Linked DNA regions of Homo sapiens: all the other regions are linked to region 3. The links are chromatin loops, found by intact Hi-C in ENCODE. Cell type or tissue: mammary epithelial cell. All regions are shown on one strand. Links, peaks and the distances in the headings refer to the core of each region. The heading gives the core; the rest is flanking DNA.

What was found. Peaks named below come from ENCODE experiments on the same cell type or tissue, not always from the same donor. Only the 100,000 strongest peaks of a DNase experiment are listed, where the experiment ranks them.
Region 1: a loop joins it to region 3, with 2.2 times the contacts of the local background. A loop is called at or near these places in 6 of 110 quality-filtered maps.
Region 2: a loop joins it to region 3, with 2.5 times the contacts of the local background. A loop is called at or near these places in 2 of 110 quality-filtered maps.

The regions. Positions count from the first base shown.
Region 1 is chr15:43,163,166-43,173,475 of GRCh38, reverse strand. TMEM62 (transmembrane protein 62) reads right to left here. Exons shown (of 14, transcript NM_024956.4): 11 at 3,799-3,883. Among named protein-coding and RNA genes, the nearest start is that of CCNDBP1, 17 kb to the left of the region's middle. RefSeq lists an enhancer at 5,565-6,261. In mammary epithelial cell, for the core only: a CTCF peak has its summit at 4,544; DNase peaks (open chromatin) are centred at 4,755 and 5,065; H3K27ac peaks cover 1,066 bases.
Region 2 is chr15:43,282,599-43,290,598 of GRCh38, reverse strand. It overlaps TGM7 (transglutaminase 7), which reads left to right. Exons shown (of 13, transcript NM_052955.3): 5 at 2,930-3,058; 6 at 3,142-3,319; 7 at 5,647-5,785; 8 at 7,979-8,000. Among named protein-coding and RNA genes, the nearest start is that of TGM7, 16 kb to the left of the region's middle. In mammary epithelial cell, for the core only: a CTCF peak has its summit at 4,850 (motif pointing right); no DNase peak of the experiment used is centred there.
Region 3 is chr15:43,099,681-43,109,990 of GRCh38, reverse strand. UBR1 (ubiquitin protein ligase E3 component n-recognin 1) reads left to right here and starts at 3,953. Exons shown (of 47, transcript NM_174916.3): 1 at 3,953-4,049. The coding sequence starts at 3,969. RefSeq lists an enhancer at 3,855-4,134. In mammary epithelial cell, for the core only: CTCF peaks have their summits at 4,429 and 5,378; DNase peaks (open chromatin) are centred at 3,870, 5,370, 5,830, 8,820 and 1 weaker place; H3K4me3 peaks cover 2,416 bases; H3K27ac peaks cover 4,790 bases.

The sequences.
Region 1 (10,310 bases), core at 937-8,936, 64 kb before region 3:
AGATTTTTAGTGTCTTGCAGAGATGTCTGACCTTTATTCAGTGTGTTCTGGAAAGCCACTTAAGGCTTTTGCATACAGAAGTGATCTATGGATGAGATGCCATAAGAAGGATAATTGGCTAATAATGAAGAGGATGAATTAGATAGAGAGACTGGATATAAGAGCAGCAGTTAGGAGTCTATTCAGGAATCCAGAGAGGTGATACTGACATGGCATTGGTGACCTCTCAAAAGGAAAAGGAACATTTGAAGAAATAATTAATGGGTTGTTTTGTTTTTTTGAGATGGAGTCTCACTATTTTGCCCAGGCTGGAGTGCAGTGGCGCAGTCTTGGCTCACTGCAACCTCAGCCTCCTGAGTAGCTGGGATTACAGGTGCATGCCACCACACCCGGCTATTTTTTGTATTTTTAGTAGAGACAAGGTTTCACCATGTTGGCCACGGTGCTCTAGAACTCCTGACCTCAAGTGATCCATCCACCTTGGCCTCCCAAAGTACTGGGATTACAGGCATGAGCCACTGCACCTGGCCTGAATTAATGAGTTTTAATATGTTGCCATTAGGAGTGAAGACTGATGCTTACTGAAAAATGACTAGATTTTTAAGGTAAAAACTGTAGTAAGGTCTTCCTGTAAGGTCTTTATTTTTGATAGTCTATATGTTTTTATTTTTTTAATATCAGTATATGTATATATTTTTCTATCAAAATATAGTGATTTCAAATGCCTGAAAGTTCATGTGACTTAAGTAAATCTTTCATAAAATACCTGATTTTAAATTTGTTGATAAAAACAGAAATGTCTTCAGAATTGTCAGCATACATTTTTTGCCTGGGTTTACTGATCAGATAGTTTTGCATTTCTCTGTGCTAGATGTTTTAAGCAGGATTTGACCAAAAGGTCACAAAACTATATATCCAGCCTAAAATCAGAATGATCTTTGTGTAACTCTTTGATAAGTAAAACTAATTTAATATAGTTGATTTAATGAAGATAGCTGTTTTCAGTTTTTGGCAAAATATTTATATAATTAGCTTTAAGATTTCTACTTAGGTGAACACCCGAAATTCACATGCTGTAAAACTGATTAACAGAAAGATACCTTGACATAATGACTAACTCTATCTAATATCTTAGTTTTCATAAGTAATCTATGTGTAGTTAAAAAATAAGTTAGATGAATGTAAATGGGATAAATTTATAAATGAACTTTTCATGTGATTTTAAATCCTAAAGTTACATTATATTAAATTAAGTAATAGATACTCATGAAATGTCTGAGTCATTTCTAAGTAAGATAAAATACTGAAACATAAATTGCTAAACATTAGTATAAGTTGGTTCTTGGTTTCTTAAATTGCATAGAAAGACAAAACATACTTGGGTCTATTAGTAAATAGTAAACTCCACATTCAAAAATTGTTCCATAAAAAATTTTTTTTAGAGATTATAAACTATATATTCATGAGATGTTAATATATAACAGTTCAAAATTACTTACTTCCAGAGTAACCTAAAGCTTAAGGTTACTAAAAATTAAGTTTTTATTAAGGCTGGGCACAGTGGCTCATGCCTGTAATCCCAGCACTTTGGGAGGCTGAGGCGGGTGGATCATGATGTTAGGAGATTGAGACCAAGCTGGCTAACATGGTGAAACCCTGTCTCTACTAAAAATGCAAAAAATTAGCCAGGCGTGGTGGTGGGCGCCTGTAGTCCCATCTACTTGGGAGGCTGAGGCAGGAGAATGGCATGAACCCAGGAGGCAGAGCTTGCAGTGAGCTGAGATTGCGCCACTGCACTCCAGCCTGGGGGACAGAGCGAAATTCCAGGTCACACACACACAAAAAAAAAAAAAAAAAAAAAGTTTTTATTAATATGAAACTGTTTTTATATGAGAAAGAATTTTATGTGGTCTCAATATAAAGGAATAAAAAAATTTTAAGTAATTTTTTTGTCTTATGGTAAAATAATTAGTTATTCCAATATAAAAGTGGGGAAAATACAGGACAAAGACTAGGAGTTTAGGAGAATAATGGAAGGTCTAAGCAAGTTGTGGAAGGTTTATGAAGGATGGGTCCTGTAATGGAAGTTTTATATCATCAGGATGGTTGGAATTTGAAGGGAACTTTTTTTTTTTTTTTAAGGACAGAGTCTCGCTCTGTTGCCCAAGCTGGAGTGCAGTGACATGATCTCGGCTCACTGCAACCTCTGCCTCCCAAGTTCAAGCAATTCTCATGCCTCAGCCTCCCGAGTAGCTAGGACTACAGGTGTGTGCCACCATGCCTGGCTAATTTTTGTATTTTTAGTGGAGATGAGGTTTCACCATGTCGGCCAGGCTGGTCTTGAACTCCTGATCTCAGGTGATCTGCCCGTCTCGGCCTCCCACAATGCTGAGATTACAGGCGTGAGCCACTGTGCCCAACCATAAGAGGTTTTGACTTAATTCTAAAATCTGTTTCTTTAAAATTTAATTTTCAAGCATCTTCTGAACTGCAGCTTTAGAGTTTATAGGCCAGTGTTTTCCTCCGATATAACTTGATTCTGTACTCTTGGCTTTTCTTGATGTTTCTGAATTGCCCATATAACCAGGAAATTTCCCATGCTTTTTCTAAGAGCGCTGTATTCCCCTGCTCAAGGTACTAGTTTTCTTGTTTATGTCCCTCTATAATATAGTGTGTACATATAACCTTGGATGCATGCTCTTCCTATGTCTGATTATATTTAAGTATCTTTCCATCAGGTTTCACTTCCAGGTTATCTAAACAGGCTTCCCATAAGGAGGAGCAATCACACTTCAGGAAGGTTTTTTTCTTTACTTTTTTGGGAACTGACCTAAGAAACAAAGATTTTACATATTATCAAGATAATTTCCTATGTTTCATATTATCCTTATTAGTTTTTTTTTAATTTCTTAGGAAAACTGAGCTTTGAAAGGTTTTTGTTTACAGCCACAGAACTTTCTGCATTGTTTATGAAGTCTTTTAATTGTCTCTCTGTTTAAGTGAGTGACTATTACTTCACAATGACATCTATTCCTATTCTGACCAAGTGTTTTAAACCTTTTGACATCTTTGGCATGCCTCCCAAGGATCAAGTTATAAATTAAATCTTTTTTGACCTTGAACTAATTTTGGGATATCTCTTGGCCAAGGGGACCCCAAAGAAACCTTAAAAATTGAGTTCTCAGCCACGATGGAAAGGGAGGTCAGACACACCTTGTCATACTCCCTCCCTTTTAGAGTTTGGGCACAACAACAGACCATCATTAATGTTAAAATAGAGATCATAAGACTGACAAAACAGACTCTGTCACAATAAGATACCAAATTATAAACAAGATATAATGCCTGCAGGACATCAATCTTCCTAAACAGGTCATTTTTCACCCAGTATATTGTGGCTGACCTAGCATCCTTATCTTAACGTAAACATTCCTTTCTGCTGACAAGTTTTAGACAGAGCCTCAGTCCTTTAACCAATTGCAAATTAAAGAATCTCTGAATCCCCGTAAAACCTGTAAGCCCCCACTTCAAGATATCCCAACTTTTGGGGCCGAAGCAATGCATACCTTCCATGTATTGCTTTATGTCTTTTCCTATAACCCCTGCCTCCATAAAATGTATAAATCCCAACTGTAATCCAACTGCCTCAGGACCATTTACTCAAGGCTTCTTGAGTTTGTGTTTTCCCTGGGCCATGGTCATTCATATTGGCTTAGAATAAACCTCTTTAAAATATTTTACGGAGTTTGGTTTTTTCCATGAACAAGGCTTATAGGAATAAAAGGAACCATAACTAACCTTTAAGCTCTGGGTATCCTCGATATCTAAAAATAATGAGAATGGTGAGCTGGCTCAGCACAATCAGCACAAAAAGGACCCGGGCCTGCAGGGAAATAGATGTTAACGTGAAATAGATACATGGGTACACTTTCAGTTAAGATTTTTAAAGTAGCCTTATTAACAAAAATGGAAATGGCATCTGTGATACTGTGATATAAGAAATACATATTTTGGTCTTTGTCCCCACTGGTCAGAGCTCCTAAAATCCTTGTAATTTTCTAAGTGATAACAAGGATAGGAGCATATTGTTATAACATTTGGATTTTGTCTCTGGCTCCTAAAACAGCTCTAGAGTGATAAAGTAAAAGGAATACCTATTGTTATTCATAACAAGCCCCTTTTGGAGGAGGTAAAGCAAGATGGCCAAATAGAACCTTCCAGCAATCATCCACCCCTTTCCCCTCAGAACACCAAATTGAACAACTATCCCCACAAGAAAGCACTTTCATAAGAACCAAAAATCAGATGAGTGATCACAGTACCTGGTTTTAACATCATATCAAGGAAAGAGGCACTAAAAAGCGTAGACAACACAGTACTTCATTGCCTACACCACCCTTCCCCCATTCTGTGGCAGAGATAATCTGTGCACTTGTGGGAGAGAGCAAAATGACTGTGAGACTTTGCGTTGGAACTCAGTGCTGTCACAGGGGAACACAACACAGGGCAGAATTCTGCCAGCACCCACAGAGGGAGCATTTAAGCTGGCCCTTGCCAGAGGGCAATCCTCTGCCCCAGTGGTAGGAACCTGAGTTCCAGCTAGCTCCAGCACCAGCTGACTAAACAAGTGCCCTAGGGTCCTGAATAAACTTGAAAGGCAGTCAAGCCACAAGGACTGCAGTCCTTGGGCAAATCTGGGTACTATGTTGGGCTCAGAGCCAGTGGAAATGGAGTGCACAAGACCCAGTGAGACACCAGTTGTGGTGGCCAGGGGAGTACTTGTGTCACCCATCCCCCAACTCTCCAGGCAGTGCAGCTCAAAGAGAGACTCCTTCCTCTTGTGGAAACAAGAGAGAAAAGTAAAGAGGACTTTGTTTTGCCACCTGGGTACCAGCTCAGCCACAGTAAAAATAAAGCACCAAGCAGATTCCTGAAGCCTCTGAGCCCAGGCCCTCACTCCTGGATGGCATTTCTAGACTCAGCCTGGGCCAGAAGAAAACCTGCTGTGTTGAAGAGAAAGACCATGTCCTGGCAAGATTCACCATCTGCTGACTAAAGAGCCCCTGGGCCTTGAATAAACATCAGCAGTAGCCAAGCAGTAGTCACCACAGAACTTGGACAAGACCCAGTACTATGGTGAATTCAGGTGTGACCCAGAACGGTACAAACTGTGGTCACCTCTCCCACATATCCAGGCAGGCCAGCAAAGAGAGAGGCTCCTTCTGCTTGGGGAAAAGTGAGGAAAGAAAACAAAAGACCCCTCTCCCTCTCCCTCTCCCTCTCCCTCTCCCTCTCCGTCTCCGTCTCCCTCTCCCTCTCCCTCTCCCTCTCTCTCCCCACGGTCTCCCTCTCCCTCTCTTTCCACAGTCTCCCTCTGATGCCGAGCCGAAGCTGGACTGTACCGCTGCCATCTCGGCTCACTGCAACCTCCCGGCCTGAGTCTCCTGCCTCAGCCTGCCGAGTGCCTGCGATTGCAGGCGTGCGCCGCCACGCCTGACTGGTTTTCGTATTTTTTTGGTGGAGACGGGGTTTCGCTGTGTTGGCCGGGCTGGTCTCCAGCTCCTAACCATGAGTGATCCGCCAGCCTCGGCCTCCCGAGGTGCCGGGATTGCAGACGGAGTCTCGTTCACTCAGTGCTCAATGGTGCCCAGGCTGGAGTGCAGTGGCGTGATCTCGGCTCGCTACAACCTCGACCTCCCAGCAGCCTGCCTTGGCCTCCCAAAGTGCCGAGATTGCAGCCTCTACCCGGCCGCCACCCCGTCTGGGAAGTGAGGAGCGTCTCTGCCTGGCCGCCCATCGTCTGGGATGTGAGGAGCCCCTCTGCCTGGCTGCCCAGTCTGGAAAGTGAGGAGCGTCTCTGCCTGGCCGCCATCACATCTAGAAAGTGAGGAGCGCCTCTTCCCGGCCGCCATCCCATCTAGGAAGTGAGGAGCGTCTCTGCCCGGCTGCCCATCGTCTGAGATGTGGGGAGCGCCTCTGCCCTGCCGCCCCGTCCGGGATGTGAGGAGCGTCTCTGCCGGGCCGCCCCGTCTGAGAAGTGAGGAGACCCTCTGCCTGGCAACCGCCCCGTCTGAGAAGTGAGGTGCCCCTCAGCCCAGCAGCCGCCCCGTCTGAGAAGTGAGGAGCCCCTCCGCCCGGCAGCCACCCCGTCTGGGAAGTGAGGAGCGTCTCCGCCCGGCAGCCACCCCGTCCGGGAGGGAGGTGGGGGGGTCAGCCCCCCGCTCGGCCAGCCGCCCCATCCGGGAGGGAGGTGGGGGGTCAGCCCCCCGCCCGGCCAGCCGACCCGTCCGGGAGGGAGGTGGGGGGGTCAGCCCCCCGCCTGGCCAGCCGCCCAGTCCGGGAGGTGAGGGGCGCCTCTGCCCAGCCGCCCCTACTGGGAAGTGAGGAGCCCCTCTGCCCGGCCACCACCCCGTCTGGGAGGTGTACCCAACAGCTCATTGAGAACGGGCCATGATGACAATGGCGGTTTTGTGGAATAGAAAGGGGGGAAGGTGGGGAAAAGATTGAGAAATCGGATGGTTGCCGTGTCTGTGTAGAAAGAGGTAGACATGGGAGACTTTTCATTTTGTTCTGTACTAAGAAAAATTATTCTGCCTTGGGATCCTGTTGATCTGTGACCTTACCCCCAACCCTGTGCTCTCTGAAACATGTGGTGTATCCACTCAGGGTTGAATGGATTAAGGGCGGTGCAAGATGTGCTTTGTTAAACAGATGCTTGAAGGCATCACCACTCCCTAATCTCAAGTACCCAGGGACACAAAAACTGCGGAAGGCCGCAGGGTCCTCTGCCTAGGAAAACCAGAGACCTTTGTTCACTTGTTTATCTGCTGACCTTCCCTCCACTATTGTCCTGTGATCCTGCCAAATCCCCCTCTGCGAGAAACACCCAAGAATGATCAATAAAAAAAAAAAAAAAAAGAAAAACCTCAAGGAGAACAAGTTGGTGAAATATCTCTCCATCATTTCAGGAATAATTGATTTGCACTCTGACACAAACCAGTCCTGTATTTAACATATTAGAAACATGGCAATCCTCAGATATTCTGTTTAAAAGAAAAGATGCAATCTAATATGGGCAATGGATACATAGGTGTTTGCTGTATGATTCCCTCTACTTTGGTATGTTAGAGATTTGGGGTTATGGTTCTTGTTAAAACGAAGTAAGCACAGTCTACTCTGTCTCTGCCACCAAAACAAATAAAATCTCTGGAAAGAAAAAAAAGAAAAGAAAACAAAAGACTCTGCCTGGTAATCAAGAGAATTCTCCCAGTTCTTACCCAAGCCCACCAAGCCCACGTAAGGCTGCAAGAGTTGCAGTATTACTGGGCTTGGGGCACCCCCTTGTACAGATATGGCTGCAGTGACCAAAGACTTAGATCACAACCCTCAATTCTTTGAATACCTGGAAAGCCTCCTCAAGGAGGATGAGTACAAACAAGCCCAGACTACAAAGATTAGAATAAATACCTAACTCTTCAAGGCCCAGACACTGACAAACATCCACAAGCCTCAAGAACATCCAGGAAAACATGACCTCACCAAATGAACTAAATAAGGCACCAGAGACCATTCCTGGAGTGACAGAGTTATGTGAACTTTCAGACAGAGAATTCAAAATAGCTGTTTTGAGGAAGCTCAATGAACTTCTTGAAAACACAGAAAAGGAATTCAAATTCCTATCACAGAAATTTATTTATTTATTTATTTATTTATTTTTTATTTAATTTATTTTATTTTTTTTTTGAGACGGAGTCTTGCTCTGTTACCCAGGCTGGAGTGCAGTGGCGCAATCTTGGCTCACTACAAGCTCCGCCTCCTGGGTTCATGCCATTCTCCTGCCTCAGCCTCCCGAGTAGCTGAGACTACAGGTGCCCGCCACCACACCGGGCTAATTTTTTGTATTTTTAGTAGAGATGGGGTTTCACTGTGTTAGCCAGGATGTTCTCTATCTCCCGACCTTGTGATCCGCCCACCTCGGCCTCCCAAAGTGCCGGGATTACAGGCGTGAGCCACCGCACCCAGCCTCCTATCACAGAAATTTAATGAAGACATTACAATAATTTTAAAAAATCAAAGCAGAAATTCTGAAGCTGAAAGATTAAATTGACAAACTGACAAATGCATCAGAATTTCTCAAGGGCAGAACTCATCAAATAGAAGAAAGAATTAGTGAGCTTAAAGACCATCTATATGAAAATACACAGAGGAGAAAAAAAGGAAAAAAAAAAAGAATGAAGCACACCTACAAGATCTAGAAAACAGCCTCAACAGGACAAATCTAAGAGTTATTGGCCTTAAAGAGGAGGTACAGAGAGAGATCAGAGTAGGAAGTTTATTCAAAAAATAATAATAGAGAACTTTTTTAACCTAAAGAAATATATCAATATTCAGGTACAAGAAGGTCATAGAACACCAAGAAGTTTTAACCCAAATAAGACTACCTAACGGCATTTATTAACCAAATTCCCAAAGGGCAATGATAAGGAAAGGATCTTAAAAGCAACAAGAGAGAAGAAACAAATAACATGCAAAGGAGCTCCAATATGTCTGGCAGCAGACTTCTCAGTGGAAACCTTAAGGCTAGGAGAAAGTGGCATGACATATTCAGAAGGAAAATAATTTTATCTTAGAATATTATGTTCAGCAAAAATATCCTTCAAACATGAAGGAGAAATAAAGACTTTCCCAAACAAACAAAGCTGACTTTCCCAAACAAACAAAGCTGAGGGATTTCATCAACACCAGACCTGTCCTATAAGAAATGTTAAAGGAAGTTCTTCAGTCTGAAAGAAAAGGATGTTAATGAGCAATGAGAAGTCTAGGCACAGTGATTCACGCCTGTAATTCCAACATTTTGGGAGGCCGAGGCAGGAGGATTGCTTGAAGCCAGGAGTTCAAGACCAGTCTAGGCAACAAAGTGAGACCCCGTCTCTACAAAAAAAAAGTAAAAATTAGCTGGTTGTATTGGCATGTGCCTGTAGTCTCAGCTACTTGGGAGGACCCCATCTCAAAAAAAAAAAAAAAGAAAAGAAAAAAGAAATCATCTGAAGGTATAAAACTCACTGGCAACAGTAAATATACAGCCTAATATAGAATACTCTGACACTGTAATTGTGGTACATAAACCACTCACATCTTGAGTAAGAAGACTAAAAGATAAACCTATCAAAAATAATAACCACAACATCAGTTTTTTTAAGAGATGGACTCTTTAAGTCTTTTCTTTTTAAGAGATGGAGCCTTTAAGAGATGGAATCAAACATCTGATCCACCAATAAAGAAAATTATAAATTGCTTCAGCATTGCTCTTTCTGAATTTAGATACTTAGACCAATATTGAAGCTAAGTAATTTTATACAATTATATTAAGCAATCAAATTAAAATAGTCCACTTTCATTGTACTGGGAGAAGGATACTTTGTTTTGTTTTAAAGTTCTATAAGAATAAAAAAACAGTATAGACTACACTGCAGGCTGAGTGAACATAGACTGTTTTCTTTTGCTTTCTTCTCAAGAAGTCATTCACCTGGAGATGAATTCACAATAGTGACATATGACCTAGGTGCTTGTTTCTCAAAGTAAGATCCTGGACCGTCACTGGAATCCACTAAAGCCTGTTAGGAATGCAGAATCTCAGTCCCCTTCTCAGAATTGCTAAACCACAACCTGTTTTTTTGTTTTTTGTTTTTTTTTTGAGACGGAGTCTCGCTCTGTCACCCAGGCTGAAGTGCAGTGGCATGATCTTGGCTCACTGCAAGCTCCGCCTCCCGGGTTCACGCCATTCTCCTGCCTCAGCCTCCCAAGTAGCTGGGACTACAGGTGCCCACCTCCATGCCCAGCTAATTTTTTGTATTTTTAGTAGAGACGGGGTTTCACCATGTTAGCCAGGATGGTCTCGATCTCCTGACCTCGTGATCCGCCCGCCTCAGCCTCCCAAAGTGCTGGGATTACAGGCTTGAGCCACCGAGCCCGGCCCCAGAACCGTATTTTAATAACATCCAGGTTATTCATTTGAATATCAAAATTCCCCAAGCCTAATTTAGGTGACTGTTAAAAATCCACAAAAGAAAAAATAACAAATGATTTAAAAATTTTGTAGTAATGAGATGCAAATGCTTATTAATAATATGTCTGAAAAAATCATACAAGTAACAAAAGTAAATTAAAATAATAATGATCTCACATTTTAAGTCCGTGAGAATATACACTAAACCTATCTCTGGGAGGTGAAATTAAGGAAGGTTTAAGTTTTCTTCTGAAAATTTTAGTGTATTTCTTTTTTTTTATTTTTATTTTATGCTAACACCCAG
Region 2 (8,000 bases), core at 1-8,000, 180 kb before region 3:
CACAGAATTGGAAAAAGCTACTTTAAAGTTCATATGGAACCCAAAAAGAGCCTGCATTGCCAAGTCAATCCTAAGCCAAAAGAACAAAGCTGGAGGCATCACGCTACCTGACTTCAAACTATACTACAAGGCTACAGTAACCAAAACAGCATGGTACTGGTACCAAAACAGAGATATAGATCAATGGAACAGAACAGAGCCCTCAGAAAGAATGCTGCATATCTACAACCATCTGATCTTTGACAAACCTGACAAAAACAAGAAATGGGGAAAGGATTCCCTATTTAATAAATGGTGCTGGGAAAACTGGCTAGCCATATGTAGAAAGCTGAAATTGGACCCCTTCCTTACACCTTATACAAAAATTAATTCAAGATGGATTAAAGACTTAAATGTTAGACCTGAAACCATAAAAACCCTAGAAGAAAACCTAGGCAATACCATTCAGGACATAGGCATGGGCAAGGACTTCATGTCTAAAACCCCAAAAGAAATGGCAACAAAAGCCAAAATCGACAAATGGGATCTAATTAAACTAAAGAGCTTCTGCACAGCAAGAGAAACTACCATCAGAGTAAGCAGGCAACCTACAGAATGGGAGAAAATTTTCACAACCTACTCATCTGATAAAGGGCTAATATCCAGAATCTACAATGAACTCAAACAAATTTACAAGAAAAAAACAAACAACCCCATCAAAAAGTGGGCGAAGGACATGAACAGACACTTCTCAAAAGAAGACATTTATGCAGCCAAAAGACACATGAAAAAATGCTCATCATCACTGGCCATCAGAGAAATGCAAATCAAAACCACAATGAGATACCACCTCACACCAGTTAGAATGGCGATCATTAAAAAGTCAGGAAACAACAAGTGCTGGAGAGGATGTGGAGAAATCGGAACACTTTTACACTGTTGGTGGGACTGTAAACTAGTTCAACCATTGTGGAAGTCAGTGTGGCAATTCCTCAGGGATTTAGAACTAGAAATACCATTTGACCCAGCAATCTTATTACTGGGTAAATACCCAAAGGATTATAAATCATGCTGCTATAAAGACACATGCACACGTATGTTTATTGCGGCACAATTCACAATAGCAAAGACTTGGAACCAACCCACATGTCCAACAATGATAGACTGGATTAAGAAAATGTGGCACATATACACCATGGAATACTATGCAGCCATAAAAAATGATGAGTTCATGTCCTTTGTAGGGACATGGATGAAGCTGGAAACCATCATTCTCAGCAAACTATCACAAGGACAAAAAAACCAAACACCACATGTCCTCACTCATAGGTGGGAATTGAACAATGAGAACACATGGACACAGGAAGGGGAACATCACACACTGGGGCCTGTTGTGGGGTTAGGGGAGTGGGGAGGGATAGCATTAGGAGATATACCTAATGTTAAATGACGAGTTAATGGGTGCAGCACACCAACATGGCACATGTATACATATGTAACTAACCTGCACGTTGTGCACGTGTACCCCAAAACTTAAAGTAGAATAAAAAAAAAAAAGACAGAGACCTTATGGCCTGCAAAGGCTAAAATATTTACTATTTGGTTTTTTACAGAAAAAGCTTGTCCTTCTCTGGTCTGTACTCTTCTGCCTCCATCCCCACTCCCCACTCCACCACTAGATTTTTTTCTTTTTCTTGAGATAGAGTCTCACTGTGTTGCCCAGGCTGGAGTGCAGTGGCATGATCTTGGCTCACTGCAACCTCCTGGGTTCAAGTGATTCTCCCACCTCAGCTTCCTGAGTAACTAGGACTACAGGTGCGAGCCATAATGCCCGGCTAATTTTTGTATTTTTAGTAGAGACGGGGTTTCACCGTGTTGGCCAGGCTGGTCTCGAACTTCTGACCTCAGGTGATCCACCTGCCTCGGCCTCTCGAAGTACTGGGATTACAGCCACTGCTGCCGGCAAATTTTTTTTTAAGCAAATTACAGATACCATATTATTTAATCCAGTAACACTTCAGCATATTTAATCCAATAGTACTTCAGAATATAGTCATGTAAAAGATGATGACTCTTTCTGCAAAACTTAATCAGAATACATGATTGTAACGGAAAAAAAAAAGAATAGTAATTCTTTAATAACATCCAATATCCAGTCAACGTAGAGAGGGGGAACTTGGCTCTGGGCAACGTTTCCACTCTCAACCCCCGCAGGCGTAGTTTCTCTCTCCTTCCCACTGCCACCTCAGTCCTGTCCACAAACTCCAAAAGGGAAGAGGTGGGGGAAGCCTTGCTGAGGGAGAGCACGTTTTCCCCATTCTCCAACCGTGGCGACCTGTGACCCTCTTTGAAACTGAGACAAATACCTGTGCATTTGGCAGCCAAAGCATTGTGACAAACATTGTGCACGTCTATTATGAGCCCACCCTGGCTCCTCCAGGGCCCGCAGCGTCTGCTCTGAGCTCCTCTACCTGATTTCAAGACTGGCACGTGTGGCCCTACATTGATCTCTAGACTTTTTCTGCTCTGATCCCTTCCCTGCTTCTTCAAGTCCTCCAGATAGGAGTCTAAGTCCTTGATACCCACCATGCTCAAAGACCTCAGGTAAATATGCCCACTCTCCTCTTCCTGCCCACCCAGTCCATCAAAGCCCATTGGCACCAAAGCCTTCTCTCATCTGTTCAGCCGAGGGGGGTCTCTCACTCTCCGAATTCTGTTTCCATTTTTCATCAGAACCACGCAGTTTAGTGTTTCAGAATTTCAAACCTAATACATTCCCAATTTGATTTATAAGCTCTTCAAAGGCAGGAACTTGTCTTATATTTAGCGCCCTCCCCCTGCCCCCACATCCCCATATACATGCCATCCCCAAAAGTCTGTTAGTGACTTAAAGTTTCAGAAGTCTAGACATTTGCTCTTCTCTTTTTTCTCCCTTAAAATCACTTGGAAGTTTGAAGAGGACATCATAGACATCTGCTTTGAGATCCTGAACAAGAGCCTGTATCACTTAAAGAACCCGGCCAAAGACTGTTCCCAGCGGAACGACGTGGTGTATGTGTGCAGGGTGGTGAGTGCCATGGTAAGGATGGATGCTTCCCGCCGTCTGAGGACAGTCTGAGCTTCCCCGGGAGCTGTGGAAACCCACCTGTCTGTCCTCTGCAGATCAACAGCAACGATGACAATGGCGTGCTGCAGGGGAACTGGGGCGAGGACTACTCCAAAGGGGTCAGTCCTCTGGAGTGGAAGGGCAGTGTGGCCATCCTACAGCAGTGGTCAGCCAGGGGCGGGCAGCCTGTGAAGTACGGACAGTGCTGGGTCTTCGCCTCTGTTATGTGCACCGGTGAGCGAAAGATCACTCACTTAGGGGTGTGATTAACTTCATTATCAGAGAAGTTAACTGTGGCTCATAAAGGTTCAGTAGCTTGCCCATGGCCCCACAGCTGGGGGTGGTGGGCACCCAGGCCCTGAGCTAGCACACCATACAGTCTCGAGGGATCCTGTGCATTTATGTGAGAGGGGGATTGACCTGTGGCAATCATCTCACAGTATCCTTGATGGATCAGTCAGACTGTTAAAACTGTCATCTGGATAGAGGAGTTTGTGGTCCCGAAGCAGAAACCAAATGGCTCCTTTCTGCCACCTGCTCAGGCATCTCAGCTCAGGGTGAGCCTGGCATGGGGGGGCAGGTGGAAGTAGATGGCGTGAGATAGCTGACCTCACCCATAGGCAGAGCTAGCAGCCCCCAAATGCTTCACTGAGAGATCCTTGAGCAGTTATCATTATAGACTTGCCACCTTGCTGACTACCCTTAAAGAACATCAATGTTTTATGCAGTATCAATTATTTACAATTCAGTGCAAAGTTGTTGAGCAGACCATCTGTGAAGATGAGAGAAAGATGGAGAGTACTTGTCTCACCCTTGCAAGGCCAGAATCTGTTAGACAGGCCTGTCCTGCTACATTATGGAGCTCGATGAACATTTGCTGAACTAACAGGGTGACTCTGAGTTGGAGAAAGGAGGAGCAGAGAATGGGGAGGACAGAGACAGGTGCCAAAGACAAGGGCAGAGACTTTTTGGAGAGGGGCAGCAGAGGCTGGCAGTTATATACAGGTGCTGCAGACACAGAGGAGGTTTAAATCTGAGTGTTTGAATCCAGTGACCTCACTTTGCCCAGGTGTGAAATGGGGCTAGGGCTACCCTGGCACTCAGTATTCTCAGTTGTTCCTTGGGCTGGGAAGTCCCCAGGCCGTGCTAGGTAGGTGTTATGGAGGAGGCCTGGGATGAGCAGGAGAAGGACGAGGTCCACCACCCTGCTCCATTTCCAAGCCTCTCCCCACTCCCAGGCGCTCGAGTTACAGGGCCACTGCGCACTGGGGGAGCTGCCCCTGCCAAGCTTCCTATGGCCACTTCCAGCCCAGGTGTAGCTCCCACGCCTGCTAAGGATCTGTGACAAGCCCAGGAGCTGTGCTGTGAGTGGACAGGTGACTGCAGACAGGAAGCCTTCTTGGGGGCTCTTCAGTGAACCAAAACAAAAGGATTGGTCGCTGTCAATATTCCTTTTACTTTTTGAAGCTGTGTAATCCTCCTGGCAGCCTCAGTAGGCACCGTCTGCCCCTCCTAGGAGGGAGATAGTGGGATAAACCTCTCTGAACTTACCATGCTGGCTGATGTCAGTACCCACGTCCCCTCAGGGTCACACCTGGCTCTTGCTGGCTCTTGGCTTGACTTCATCTGGCTCTGGGCAGGCAGGGGTGTGTGTGTGTGTGTGTTTGTGTGTATGTGTTGGGGGTAATGTTTACACTGTGTGACTAGATTTGTGAAATCATAACTCAGCTTTTAAAAGCCTTTGTAGCAGTATCATGAGAAGCCACAAGAGGGAGCTGCTGCCTTATTAAAGATGGTTGCTGACTGTGATTTCCTCTTATCTCTGCTGACGGTTTCCACTGTCTCTAGAAGTCTATCTTGTCCCTCTATCCATCCTCGAATTTCTTTCATACCTCCCCCTACCTCTTGTCTTTAAGTAGAATTACAGATCCCAAATTTCAGAGCTAGGGTGGGAGGAGGGTGATGAAATAATCTGTACAACAACCCCCCGTGACACGTGTTTACCCACGTAACAAACCTTCATGTGTACCCTCAAACCTAAAATAAAAGTTAAAAAACATTTCGGAACTAAATTTTCAGCCTCCCTAGTAGCTGGAACTGCAGGCATGCACCACCACACCCAGCTAATTTTTTTTTGTATTTTTAGTAGAGACGGGGTTTCCCCATGTTGGCCAGGCTGAGTCTCAAACCCCTGACCTCGTGATCCGCCTCAGCCTCCCAAAGTGCTGGGATTACAGGCGTAAGCCACCGCGCCTGGCCCTCTGTCTTTAACTTGGAAAGCTGCTGAGTGGAAAGACTCCTAAATGATAAGTCGGATTATTGTTAACTGTTGTTTTAAGCGACCCTCAAATGATTCCTTTCTCCTTGTGGGATGTTGATCACTGATGGGGCAGCAGGGCTGTGGGACTGGGTGTGGGGCTCTGGGAATAAAGGAGTTACTGGTGTGGTTCCGTAAGCGTCTTGGCTTTCTCTCCTCCAGCTTGAAAGTTACAAATTATGCATGGAAAACCAATAATTCTGCCTGAAATGAACTCAGCGATTCTCTATATTTTTCTCTTTAGTAATGAGATGCTTAGGTGTTCCAACCCGTGTTGTTTCCAATTTCCGTTCCGCGCACAACGTGGATAGGAACTTGACCATCGATACGTACTATGACCGAAATGCCGAGATGCTGTCAACTCAGAAACGAGACAAAATATGGTGAGAGGCACTGTCTTGAACAGATCTCTGCTTTGTCCCAGGGAGGGCAGAAAAACTGACCTGGTTCTCTCTGGCTCTTGAGGAAATATTGCAAGATTGCCCTGAGCATTGCTGCTAATGCTCAGAGAAGAGAAGAATTCCCCAACCCAGGAGGCTGTTCTGGCTAATTAGGTCATCAAATTTAACTCATTTCAGAGGTAGAAAACAATGGGATAACATTCTGGGGCCTCAACCAAATGACTAGCTGGGCGTCTTCTGAACACTGACCTCAAAAGTCTTTATTCATCTTCCTCTTTCTTCTCTGAGTTTCTGTTTGTACCATCCAGTTTTCCCAGAAGTCAGACAGAGCCTGGACTGGCTGCTTCTGTAGACCTCTTCTTGTCTCTCTTGACTTCTTCCTCTGCCCAACCCACTCCCTGTCTGCATGCATGTGTCTGTGCATGTATATGCATGCGTGTGTGTGTGTGTGTATCTCTGTGCATCCCTTTATTTGTGTATCTCTGGCTTCTTTTCCTGGTTCCTTTGTTCTCAGCTCTACCCGCAAATCTGGTTTCCTGTTTCTCTTTTTCCAGCCAGTTTCCAGATAAGACTCGCTGTGTTGGTTTGTTTGTTTTTGAGATGGAGTCTCGCTCTGTTGCCCAGGCTGGAGTGCAATGGTGCGAACTCAGCTCACTGCAATCTCCACCTCCCAGGTTCAAGCAATTCTCCTGCCTCAGCCCCCCGAGTAGATGGGACTACAGGCACGTACCACCACACCTGGCTAATTTTTGTATTTTTAGTAGAGACGGGGTTTCACCATGTTGGTCTCGAACTCTTGACCTCAGATGATCCACTCGCCTCGGCCTCCCAAAGTGCTGGGATTACAGGCCTGAGCCACCGCACCCAGCCTCCAGGTAAGATTCCTTGAGTTGTGTAAGAACTACCTGCTGTCCTAGGAGCCCCCTCCGTCTCTGAGCTTCAATTTCCTTGTCTGTAAAATGAAGATAACATCTACTTCACAGGGTTGCTAGGGTGAAATGAGATCAATGCCAGTAAGGAGGGCTTTTCAGCCTGGGATCCACAGATAGACTCCTAGAGGTCTGAATTGTCTCTGATTCAGGAAGCAGTGGTGTATCTGAGGATATGTAACTTAGGCACAGTTCTGTCTTTGAATGCATATCTTGAGTCTAATCATGAGGAAACATCAGACAAGCCCAAAATGGGGGCCACTCTGGTTTTAAAAAATAGATAAATAACATAAAGACTGTTTTCATTAAAAGCCCAGACTTCACCACTAGGTAATATCTCCATGAAACAAAACTACATTTGTACCCCTTACATTTACAAAAAAAAAGAAAAAGAGAGAGAGCGAGAGATTGTTTTCAAATCCCAATGTAACAAAGAAAGAAAGGCGAAGGAACTGTTCCAAGATCAAAGGAGACAACATTCTGCGTAGCTGAATGCAGTGTGTGATCACAGACGGCATCGCGTACCACATGGGAGAAGAATGCTCTAAACAACATCATTAGGTCAACTGACAACATTAAAATATAGACAGTAAATTAGATAAAGGCATCATATCAATATCCAATGTGCTAGGGTTTATGAACTATACAGGGGTTATGTAAGAGAAGATCCCTATTCTCAGGAAATACACACTGAAGTGTGTATGTGTAGATATCTATTCCTGTCCACACTGAAAGAAAGCATATGGGGCAAAATGTTAACAACAGATGAATTGGGTAGATGGGTGTTCTTTGTACTACTCTTTTTTGTTGTTTTTTTGAGATGGAGTCTCACTCTGTGGCCCAGGCTGGAGTGCAGCGGTGCCATCTTGGCTCACTGCAAGCTCCGCCTCCTGGGTTCACACCATTCTCCTGCCTCAGCCTCCCGAGTAGCTGGGACTACAGGTGCCCGCCACCATGCCCAGCTACTTTTTTGTATTTTTGGTAGAGACAGGGTTTCACTGTGTTAGCCAGGATGGTCTCAATCTCCTGACCTCGTGATCCGCCCACTTCGGCTTCCCAAAGTGCTGGGATTACAGGCGTGAGTCACCGCGCCCAGCCTGTACTATTCTTGTGACTTTTAGTATGAAATTACTTCCTAATAAAAAGTAAGAAAAAGAAACAATGATATAAATCACTCCGTATAGTGCCTGGTACCTGGCAAAACCTCAGCTAACATGAATCCTTGTCTCCTTACTCCCTCCTGCAGGAACTTCCACGTCTGGAATGAG
Region 3 (10,310 bases), core at 1,067-9,066:
TGAGTCCTGGAGGTAGAGTTGAAGTGAGCCAAGACCATGCCACTGCACTCCAGCCTGAGTAACAAAGCAAGACCCTGTCTCCAAAAAAATAATAATAATTTTTACTTATTTACTCTTTTTAGCAGTTAACTCTTTAATCTGTTAATAATTATTCTGAGGGCCGGGCGCGGTGGCTCATGACTGTAATCCCAGCACTTTGGGAGGCCGAAGCAGGCGGATCACGAGGTCAGGAGATCGAGACCATCCTGGCTAACATGGTGAAACCCTGTCTCTACTAAAAATATAAAAAATTAGCCGGGCGTGGTGGCATGCACCTGTAATCCTAGCTACTCAGGAGGCTGAGGCAGGAGAATCACTTGAACCCGGGAGGCGGAGGTTGCAGTGAGCCGAGATTGCACCACTGCACTCCAGCCTGGGTGACAGAGCAACACTCCGTCTCAAAAAAAAAAAAAAAAAGAATTATTTTGGGGTATGATTTGAGGTAAGGATCTGACCATCTTTTCCCAGATGGTTACTTATTCTTTAAATGTTTCTTTTTTTTTTTTTGAGACAGAGTCTCGCACTGTCACCCAGGCTGGAGTGCAGTGGCGCGATCTCGGCTCAACACAACCTCCGCCTCCCGGATTCAAGCGATTCTCCTACCTCAGTTTCCCGAGTAGCTGGGATTACAGGCATGCACCACCATGCCCGGCTAATTTTTGTATTTTTAGTAGCGATGGGGTTTCACCATGTTGGCTAGCTTGGTTTCGAACTCCTGACCTCCAGTGATCCGCTGGCCTTGACCTCCCAAAGTGCTGGGATTACAGGCTTGAGCCACCACGCCCGGCCTCTTTAAATTTTTTTATTGTGGTAAAATATACGTAAAATTTACCATTTTAACCACTTTTAAGTATACCATTCAGTGGCATTAGATATATTCATATTGTTATGCAACCATTACCACTACACATCTCCAAAACTTTTTCATCTTTCCAAAATGAAACTCCGTATCCATTAAACTCGATTCTCTCCTCCTCTCAGACCCTGGAAACCACCATTCTACTTTCTGTGTCTATGAATTTGACTACTCTAGGTATGTATTATAAGTCAAATTACACAGTATTTGTCTTTTTGTGACTGGCTTCTTTTATTTAGCCTAATGTCTGTAAGGTTCATCCATGCTGTGGCATGTGTCACAGTTTCCTTCCCTTTAAAGGCTGAATAATATTCCATTGCATGTATATGCCACATTTTGTTTATCCACTCAGCTGTTGATGGACACTTGGGTTCCTGCCACCATTTGACTATACTGAATAATGCTTCAATGAACACAGGTATACAAACATCTGTTCAAGACCCTGCTTTCACTTCTTTTGGATATATACCCAGAAGTGGAATTGCTGGATCACATGGGAATTCTATGTCTAATTTTGTTTTTTGAGGAACTGCTACATAACCATCTGTTTTTGCACCACTTAATAAACAGTCCGGCTGGGCGTGGTGGCTCACACCTATAATCCCAGCACTTTGGGAGGCCGAGGCGGGCGGATTACCTGAGGTCGGGAGTTTGAGACCAGCCTGACCAACATGGAGAGACATCGTGTCTACTAAAAATACAAAATTAGCCAGGCATTGTGGTGCATGCCTGTAATCCCAGCTACTTGGGAGGCTGAAGCAGGGGAATTGCTTGAACCCGGGAGGCGGAGGTTGTGGTGAGCTGAGATCACGCCACTGCACTCCAGCCTGGGTAACAAGAGCGAAACTCCATCTGAAAAAATAAATAAATAAGCAGTTCATAATTTCCTTCTCACTTGAAATGCTGTTATCTTTCATGTGTAAAATACTTGAATTTGGTATAAAGTAATAAAGTGAAATGGATAAGAATAGGGCCTTGTGAGTCATTTGAACTGGATTTTATTTATTATTATTTTTTGGTAGAGGTGGGAGTCTTGCTATGTTGCCCATCTCAAACTCCTGGGCTCAAGTAATCCTCCCGCCTTGGCCTCCCAAAGTGCTAACATTACAGGGGTGAGCCATTGTGCTGGCTGAATATCTGCTGTGTCACTTGGAAGCTGCATGTCCCTAACCAAATTATGTAACTTCTCTAAACTTCAGTTTTCTCAGTTTCTCATGACAGTAAAATAGAAGTAGTAACATCTACCTAAAGGATTGTTATTAATATATAGCTAGTGTTATTAATATACTAGTGCTTTGATTACATTAAGATGTTGATAAGTGGCTATTATTTCTTTTTATTTTCTGTTTTTTCTTTTTCTTTTTTTTTTTTTTTGAGACAGAGTTTTGCTCTTGTAGCCCAGGCTGGAGTGCCAGTGGCATGATCTTGGCTCACTGCAAACTCTACCTCCTGGGTTCAAGCAATTTTCCTGCCTCAGCCTCCTGAGTAGCTGGGATTACAGGCACCTGCCACCACACCCAGCTAATTTTTGTATCTTTAATAGACATGGGGTTTCACTGTGTTGTCCAGGCTGGTCTCGAACTCCTGACCTCAGGTGATCCACTCACCTTGGCCTCCCAAAGTGCTGGGATTACAGGCGTGAGCCACTGCCCCGACCTATTTCTGAACGTTCTAGTCTATTTCATTTATCTAGGAATGAAAGAAGAAAAAGAGAAGAGCGTGGGGTAGCATAAGAGAACTACAGAAGTAAAAGCATAGAGACAGGAAGGGACAAGGTAACTTTTAGGGCAATTTTTATCAAAATGTGGGACAATACCTATTGTGGGTTATAGTATCACTTTAATAACTACAACCAGTATTTTGGCTTAAATGCATAAACATATTGCAATTGAATAGAAAATATGACATATTGGAAGTATTGTTTCAGAAAATTTAAGTTTCAGTATATATATACATATTCTATATATACCCATTTAATTTTGTATAGGTGTACCGTGATAAGATGTAAAATGTATTTATTGTGGTTGTTGGGCAAAAAAGGCTGGAAAAACAGTATTTTAGCACCCAGGAAGTAGTTCATTTGAGCAGAAACATTGTTTAGGCAGGAAAGTTCTATAAATCAAGGTGGACCACAGCATTTGGAAAGCCTCCTCTACTTTTCACATTGTTTGGAGCTTTATTTTCTTCCCTTTGTTAAAAATATACTTTAAAATTATTTGTTTTGTAAAAAATTTAAAATACAAATGAAGGTAAAGTAGCTCTTGACCACCTTCTTCCTCCAATCCGAATCCTGGCCCTCAGAGTTACTACTTTGCCCTTTCCCCTTTCAGACTTACTCCTTCACATTTAAATGCCTATGTGTGCAAATATATAGTTTGCAGCAACTTGGCTTTTTTTTCTCTCAATTTATCTTGATCTTTTCACGCAGATTTATCTTGCTCAAGAGCTGCACAGTATTTCAAAATGCGAATGTACCATAGTATATCTTGTCTTTCCTCTATCGATGAATGACTAGGTTTCCAATTTTTTGTTATTTCCCCCCGTGTCCCCCAATAAAGCTGGATCCCGAGCTTTTTTTGTACACATGTGCAAGTGCCCACGGGGTAGAATCCTAAAAATAGAAGATGTGTGAGTACTTTCTTTTTCATTTTGTAGGCTCTGGGGAACTACTGCAGGGAGGTTGGGATACAAAACATCCCCAGGCCAACAACCGGCCAGCTAGGACAGGTTCTTGCTTTAGCCCCCGACAAGTTTTCTTCCTTTCATAATGGACGCTGACTTTGTTTTTTTTACCTCGTAGATGCAACAGTTCCCAGCACCAAACCCAGATATACAACCATTCAGCTACCAAGAGCTACGCCTGATAAATTAGAGGGGAAAAAAAAAATCTCCAGTCCCTTCACGTCGTGACGCTTGCTTCCGGGAAGCGGGCCGGAAGCCACTCCTCGAGTCTGCGTCAAACCCGACTTCAGGGGCCGTCGTAAAAGTGTCGTCCCTGTCTCTCCGACCGGCCACAGGTTTCCGCTTGCCTCTGGCCGGGGGTCGGCAACTGCAGGCGTCAGTTTCCCTCAAGATGGCGGACGAGGAGGCTGGAGGTACTGAGAGGATGGAAATCAGCGCGGAGTTACCCCAGACCCCTCAGCGTCTGGCATCTGTAAGTCCCTATAGGCAAGTCTCTTTTGTCCTCCCCCCGGTCCCTCCCTACTGCGCTTAGGAGGATGTGGGGCTTCACCCCTTATGGCGGCTCTGGGGAGGGGGAGTTATCTGGATTGATCTGGAAGGAAGCCACCGAATAAAAAGTTAGTCGCAACCCACATTTCTGCCAGCCAAGTCTACGGAATATAATGACTTTGTTATGTATTATTCTTGATGATCTCAAGTGTGCATGTCTCTATTCTGAAGTAGAAAGAACCAGTGATGTTATTAGACGGTTTGATGTGGGGGCCGAGGCGGGGTTGGAGCAAGAGCCATTTTCGTATAGAAGCAGTACTAACCCTTTACTCTTGATGATGGGAACGCAGCACCTGGTATTTTATTGCATAGCCTGCTGGCCGGGACCTGATATTGGTAGGTAGTGCTGCTACTGTCAAGTCATGTCTAGATGTGAGGTGTAGTAATTGTCCTTGCGTATAGCATCTTGGGAACCCCAGGCCTAACCCTCAGTGGAGAAACCCATCATCTGTCGCTACTTTTTAAAGGTGAAGAAAGGACTCCCAAACATTTCAAGCCAGAGCAATACCATTAATTGATGTCGGAATCTATACTTTGCTCTTGCATTTTGAAAGAATGGGAAGGCACAGATAGTGAACAAATTTGAGTCACTAGCTACAGGGAGAAAGCTGCCGAGGAAGATAAGAGTAGGGGGCAATGTTAGGGAATGTTCTGGATGCCCAGGGCATCTAGTGTGGAGATATGTAGAAAATATTCAAATATCTGTCACCGCATGATGTTTTATTAGTTTGTCTTTCTAAATAGCAGCATTTAGAGATTTGGGATATACACATTTTTTCTGAAGTTTCTTTGGCTTGTAGTTTAATAAAAACATTATTTTATTTTATTTATTTTTTGAGGCAGAGTTTTGCTCTTGTTGCCCAGGCTGAAGTGCAGTGGTGTAATCTCGGCTCACTGCAACCTTCCGAGTTCAGGAATTGAACTGCAAATTCCCGAGTTCAGGAATTCTCCTGCCTCAGCCTCTTGAGTAGCTGGGATTACAGGTGCCTGCCACCATGCTTGCCTAATTTTTTTTATTTTTATTTTTATTAGAGACGGGGTTTCACCATGTTGGCCAGGCTGATCTCGAACTCCTGACCTCAGGTGATCCACCTGCCTCGGCATCCCAAAGTGCTGGGATTACAGATTAAAAGCATTCTTGAAGGTTTTTTGTTTTTTTTTTTAACCCTGCATACAATTGAACATTGTTTTATGCGAGAACAGAGGGAACTACAGAGGGAGCTACGGCATGAGTCAACTCCAGGGACTGAAGAGACTGTCTAGGAGGTAGGAACAAGGTAGGGAGGGAGTTGGAAAAAGGATTTGGCCACTGACTATGTCAGTGCTTGCCGTTTTCCTCCACCCCAAATAGCAGTTCAAATTCACTTCACTACTGTTCCTGAAGGAGGAAGCATCTTATTTGAGATGATAAGGAATGAGGAGGTAGGACAAATTTAAAAGCAACTGAAACATTTTAATGGTAGTTTGTGAGTTTTGCTTGTTAGAAGGAGTGGGGAAACTGCTGTGGTCAGAAGAATTGTTATAGTTTTGTATCTGAAGACTAATATTTATTTAAAGCTTTGATACATTAATTTTTTCCAGATAATACAATAAAACCCCATCATTCTGGACGTCACTAATTTGGAATTGGAGATAATGATACAGGAATTGAGCTAGAATTTATGTGGCAACTCTTTACCTCAGGAAATATTATTAGATTTTGTTGGGCAGGGCTTTGGGTTTTGCAAAGTAGTAGGTAGATTGTGTAATATAGCCTCAAGGAACTCACAGTCTGGTGACACAGGTAATATAAGGGCCCAAATAATTTTAATTCAAGGTAGAGTAATGTCAGTAAATGAAGTCCTGTGACTGTTAAGCTTTATAACCCCTTTTTTGGCTTGGATCTCTCTGTCTACTGAAGACCCTACAGATCATTCTACCTCTCTCTTTCTCTTTTTCTCTTTTAAAAGCTATTACTGTTTTTAATTTTATTCTAGCCATGGTATGACACTGGCTTCCAAGTTTACTACTTTGCTGTTAAGCAATACAAGCTCAGTTGTTCCCCCTACTCCTTATTGTTTATCTTTAGACAAAGTTAAATAGTATGGGACATTTATAGAGGTTTAAGCAATCGTACAATTTCCATTAGAGTCTAATCCCTGGTTATAGTCTCTGATTTCCTTAAACTTCCTTCTTAGTCTGCAGATCCTTTTTCATTCATATTGCTATTAGTAAGCGTGAAGGCTGTAGTATTCCTAACATTATCTCACATGCAATTCAAATAAAATAATACGTATGAATTAGTGGACATTGATAAAAGCCATTGCTTAAGAATTACCAGGGGAACTGATACTGTAGGTCTGAGGTGAGGTCCAAGAATCTGCATTTTCACAAGCATGTCCTGCTGATTCTGTAATAGTGGTGTATGGGCCACACTTTGAGTAACACTTAGCTAGGTATTTGGAAGTTATCAGTAAATTTATAGTTGAGGTTGTGGGAATGGATAACATCCTTTTTGTTTTGAGACAGGGTTTCGCTTTGTCACCCAGGTTGGAGTGCAGTGGCACAAACAACTCATTGCAGCCTCAATCTCTTGGGCTCAGATGATCTTCCCACCTCAACCTCCTGAGTAGCTGGGAATATAGGCATGTGCCACCATGCCGAGTTAATTTTTTGCATATTTTGTAGAGACAGGGTTTAATTTAATTTAATTTATTTAAGACAGAGTCCTACTCCATCACCCAGGCTGTGGTATAGTGGTGCCATCTTGGCTCACTATAACTTCCACCTCCCAGGTTCAAGCAATTCTTGTGCCTCAGCCTCCCAAGTAGCTGGAATTACAGGTGTGTTCCACCACACCTGGCTGATTTTTGTATTTTTAGTAGAGACAGGGTTTTGCCATATGGCCAGGCTGGTCTCGAACTCCTGACCTCAAGTGATCCATCTGCCTTGGCCTCCCAAAGTGGTGGGATTACAGGCGTGAGCCACTACGCCCAGCCCGGATAAGATCTTTGAGGAGGAAAATGTGTGCATATATATACACACACACAGAGGAAAAGAGAGTGAGACAGAGATGATGAGAAAGAGAGAACAGGAATGATTGAAACGGGTGGAAAATGGAAGAATGAGGTAAGAACGTGGAAACAATAGGCAAGCACGTAGGAGGTGAGAGTAGTGTGATGGCATGGGGTATTATTTTGAGAGGGTGGTTTATTGGGTCCATGATAATGAGGACTGAGAAAAATTGGGAATCAAGAGACTTGTGAGGTAGTCTGCCAGAACTTCTGCCTTCTGTCTTCCTCGACTAGATTTTCTTCCTTAAGTCAATTTCAGAAGATACCTCTTGGCATGATACTCAGCTCTTTTCTATTGCCTGTTTATAACCTCTACCTAGGGGATTTCATCTAGTTCTGTGACTTTAAATACCATTTGTATGTATTCAGTTCCCAAATTTATATCTCTGTGTCATCTCACTTCTGAACTCCAGAATCATAAATCCAACTGCCTACTTGACATCTTCACTTGGATGTCTGGTGTTTCAAACAGTGGGAGCAATTAAGAAGTTGCTGCTGTAACCCAAGCCATAGTTGATGGTAGCTTGCACTGGAAAGGTTATCCTTGGAGATAGAGTGAAGAGGATGAATGTGAGAAAGATTTTAGAAGGATGGAAGAAGCAAAAAGACTTGCTGATAGATTAGGCATGAGGCAAAAGGTAAGGAATAGATGATATCTGCATCCTCAGTTTTTGGTTTAAGCATTCATGGCAGCGGTTGTGTTGTTTCCAGCGGTATGATCTCGGCTCATTGCAACCTCTTTGTCCCAAGTTCAAGTGATTCTCTTGCCTCAGCCTCCCGAGTAGCTGGAATTACAGGCATGCACCACCATGCCTGGCTTTTTTTTTTTTTTTTTTTTTTTTTGTGAGCCAAGGTCTCTCTCTGTCGCCAAGGCTGGAGTGCGTGGCGAGATCTCGGCTCACTGAAACCTCTACCTCCCGGGTTCAAGCGATTCTCCTGCCTCAACCTTCCAAGTAGCTGGGATTACAGGTGCCTGCCACCACGCCTGGTTAATTTTTGTATTTTTAGTAAAGAGAGGGGTTTCACCATGTTGGCCAGGTTGGTCTTGAACTCCTGACCTCAGGCAAGCCGCCCACCTCAGCCTCCCAAATTGCTGGGATTATAGGCATGAGCCACCGTGCCCAGCCAGTTTTTTTGTATTTTTAGTAGAGGTGGGGTTTCACCATATTGGCCAGCCTGGTCTCGAACTCCCGACCTCAAGTGATCCACCCACCTCGGCCTCCCCAGTTGCTGGGATTACAGATGTGAGCCATCGCACCTGGCCTTGGTTGTGTCATATATTGAGAGGAAAGACAAGATTTTAGGAGAGGAAAGGAGAAAGGCAGATCAAGAGTTTTGTTGTCCCTGTCTCAGTAGACAGCACCTCCATCATAGCTCTTGAAGACAAATAATTCTGTCTCCACCCATGTAGTCCAAGTCACTCTCTGTTGTCTTGGCTACTGCAGTGACTTCCTAACTGGTCTGTTTGCTTCCACTGTTGCCCTCTTCCTGTCCATTCTGCACAGAACAACCAGAGTAATCTTTTAAAGATTAAATGAGATCATGTCAGTCTCCTACCTAAATCCTCAGTGGCTTTCTCTTATACTTATAAACTCATTACAAGCCTTCAAGACTTTGCCTGGTCCAGCCCCTGCATCTCCACCTCATTTCCTGTTACATTCTCCTCACTCATCCTGGCCTGTTAGTACAAGCCCAAGCTGTATTTTGCTTTAGGGTCTGTGCTGTTGCTTGCTGTTTGCTTTTCCTAGAGTGTTCTTCCTCTGCTTTTTCTTAATACACACTCTGTCTAAAAGATGGGTTCCTCTTATTCTCTGTCAAAGCAACCTGTTTATTTCTCCCATTTCAATTATTACAATCTGTAATTACTGTATTGTCTTTATTTACTTAGCAAAATGTCTGTTTCTTCCTCCAGAGGGAGAGGTAAGTTCCATGAAGGGAAGGATCATGTGTGACTTGTTCATTGATGCATCTTTTTTTTTGAGACGGAGTCTCGCTCTGTCGCCAGGCTGGAGTGCGTGGTGCGATCTCGGCTCACTGCAACCTCCGCCTCCCGGATTCAAGCGATTCTCCTGCCTCAGCCTCCTGAGTAGCTGGGACTACAGGGGCATGCCACCATGCCCAGCTAATTTTTGTGTTTTTAGTAGAGACGGGGTTTCACCATGTTGGCCAGGATGGTCTCGATCTCTTGACCTCATGATCCATCTGCCTCAGCCTCCCAAACTGCTGGGATTACAGGTATGAGCCACCATGCCTGGCCACATTGATGTATCTTGGTATGTGATTGATACAGAAGACACTTAAATATTTTTAAATGAATGAATAACTGAGGATCAACATTAATGATTTATTGTAGTAAGATTAGTAGTGATTGGTGGATGGAGGTTGTAGATAGAAAAAAGGGAATGAGCCGGCATGTTAGGGTAGTGGCTAACCTTCGAGTCCAGGCTGAACAGGGAGGTAATAAAAGCCAAAACAGGAAATCTGGAGGGAATTGGTGGGATTGAGGTGTTAAAGGGCATGAGGTTGACATAAGTGGGAGGACTGAACTTTGTGGTCAGAAAGGGGCATTTTAGAATTTGAGTACATGGGGGCACATCAAGTTTTTGTGATGGTAGAGCCAGGTTAAAGGCACCTCTTGGCCTGGTGCAGTGGCTCATGCCTGTAATCCCAGCACTTTGGGAGGCCGAGGTGGGTTTATTATGAGGTCAGGAGATCGAGACCGTCCTGGCTAACATGGTGAAACCCCTTCTCAACTAAAAATACAAAAAATTAGCCGGGCATGATGGCGGGCGCCTGTAGTCCCAGCTACTCAGGAGGCTGAGGCAGGAGAATGGCGTGAACCTGGGAGGCGGAGCTTGCAGTGAGCTGAGATCACACCACTGCACTCCAGTCTGGGCGACAGAGTGAGACTCCGTCTAAAAAAAAAAAAAAGAGGCACCTCTTGTGTGTTCCTATAGCACCCTTTCTATACTCCTGTTTTATGGTTTTATGTAGCGTGTCTCAGACTGTACTCTACGTTACCTGTTTACTATGTGTCTTTCCTTCTAGACAGTGAAGTTCTTGAAGGCCTGAACTGTTGCTTGTTCACAGCTGTATCTAGTTTCTAGCACATTGCTTCAAAGTTTTTATTG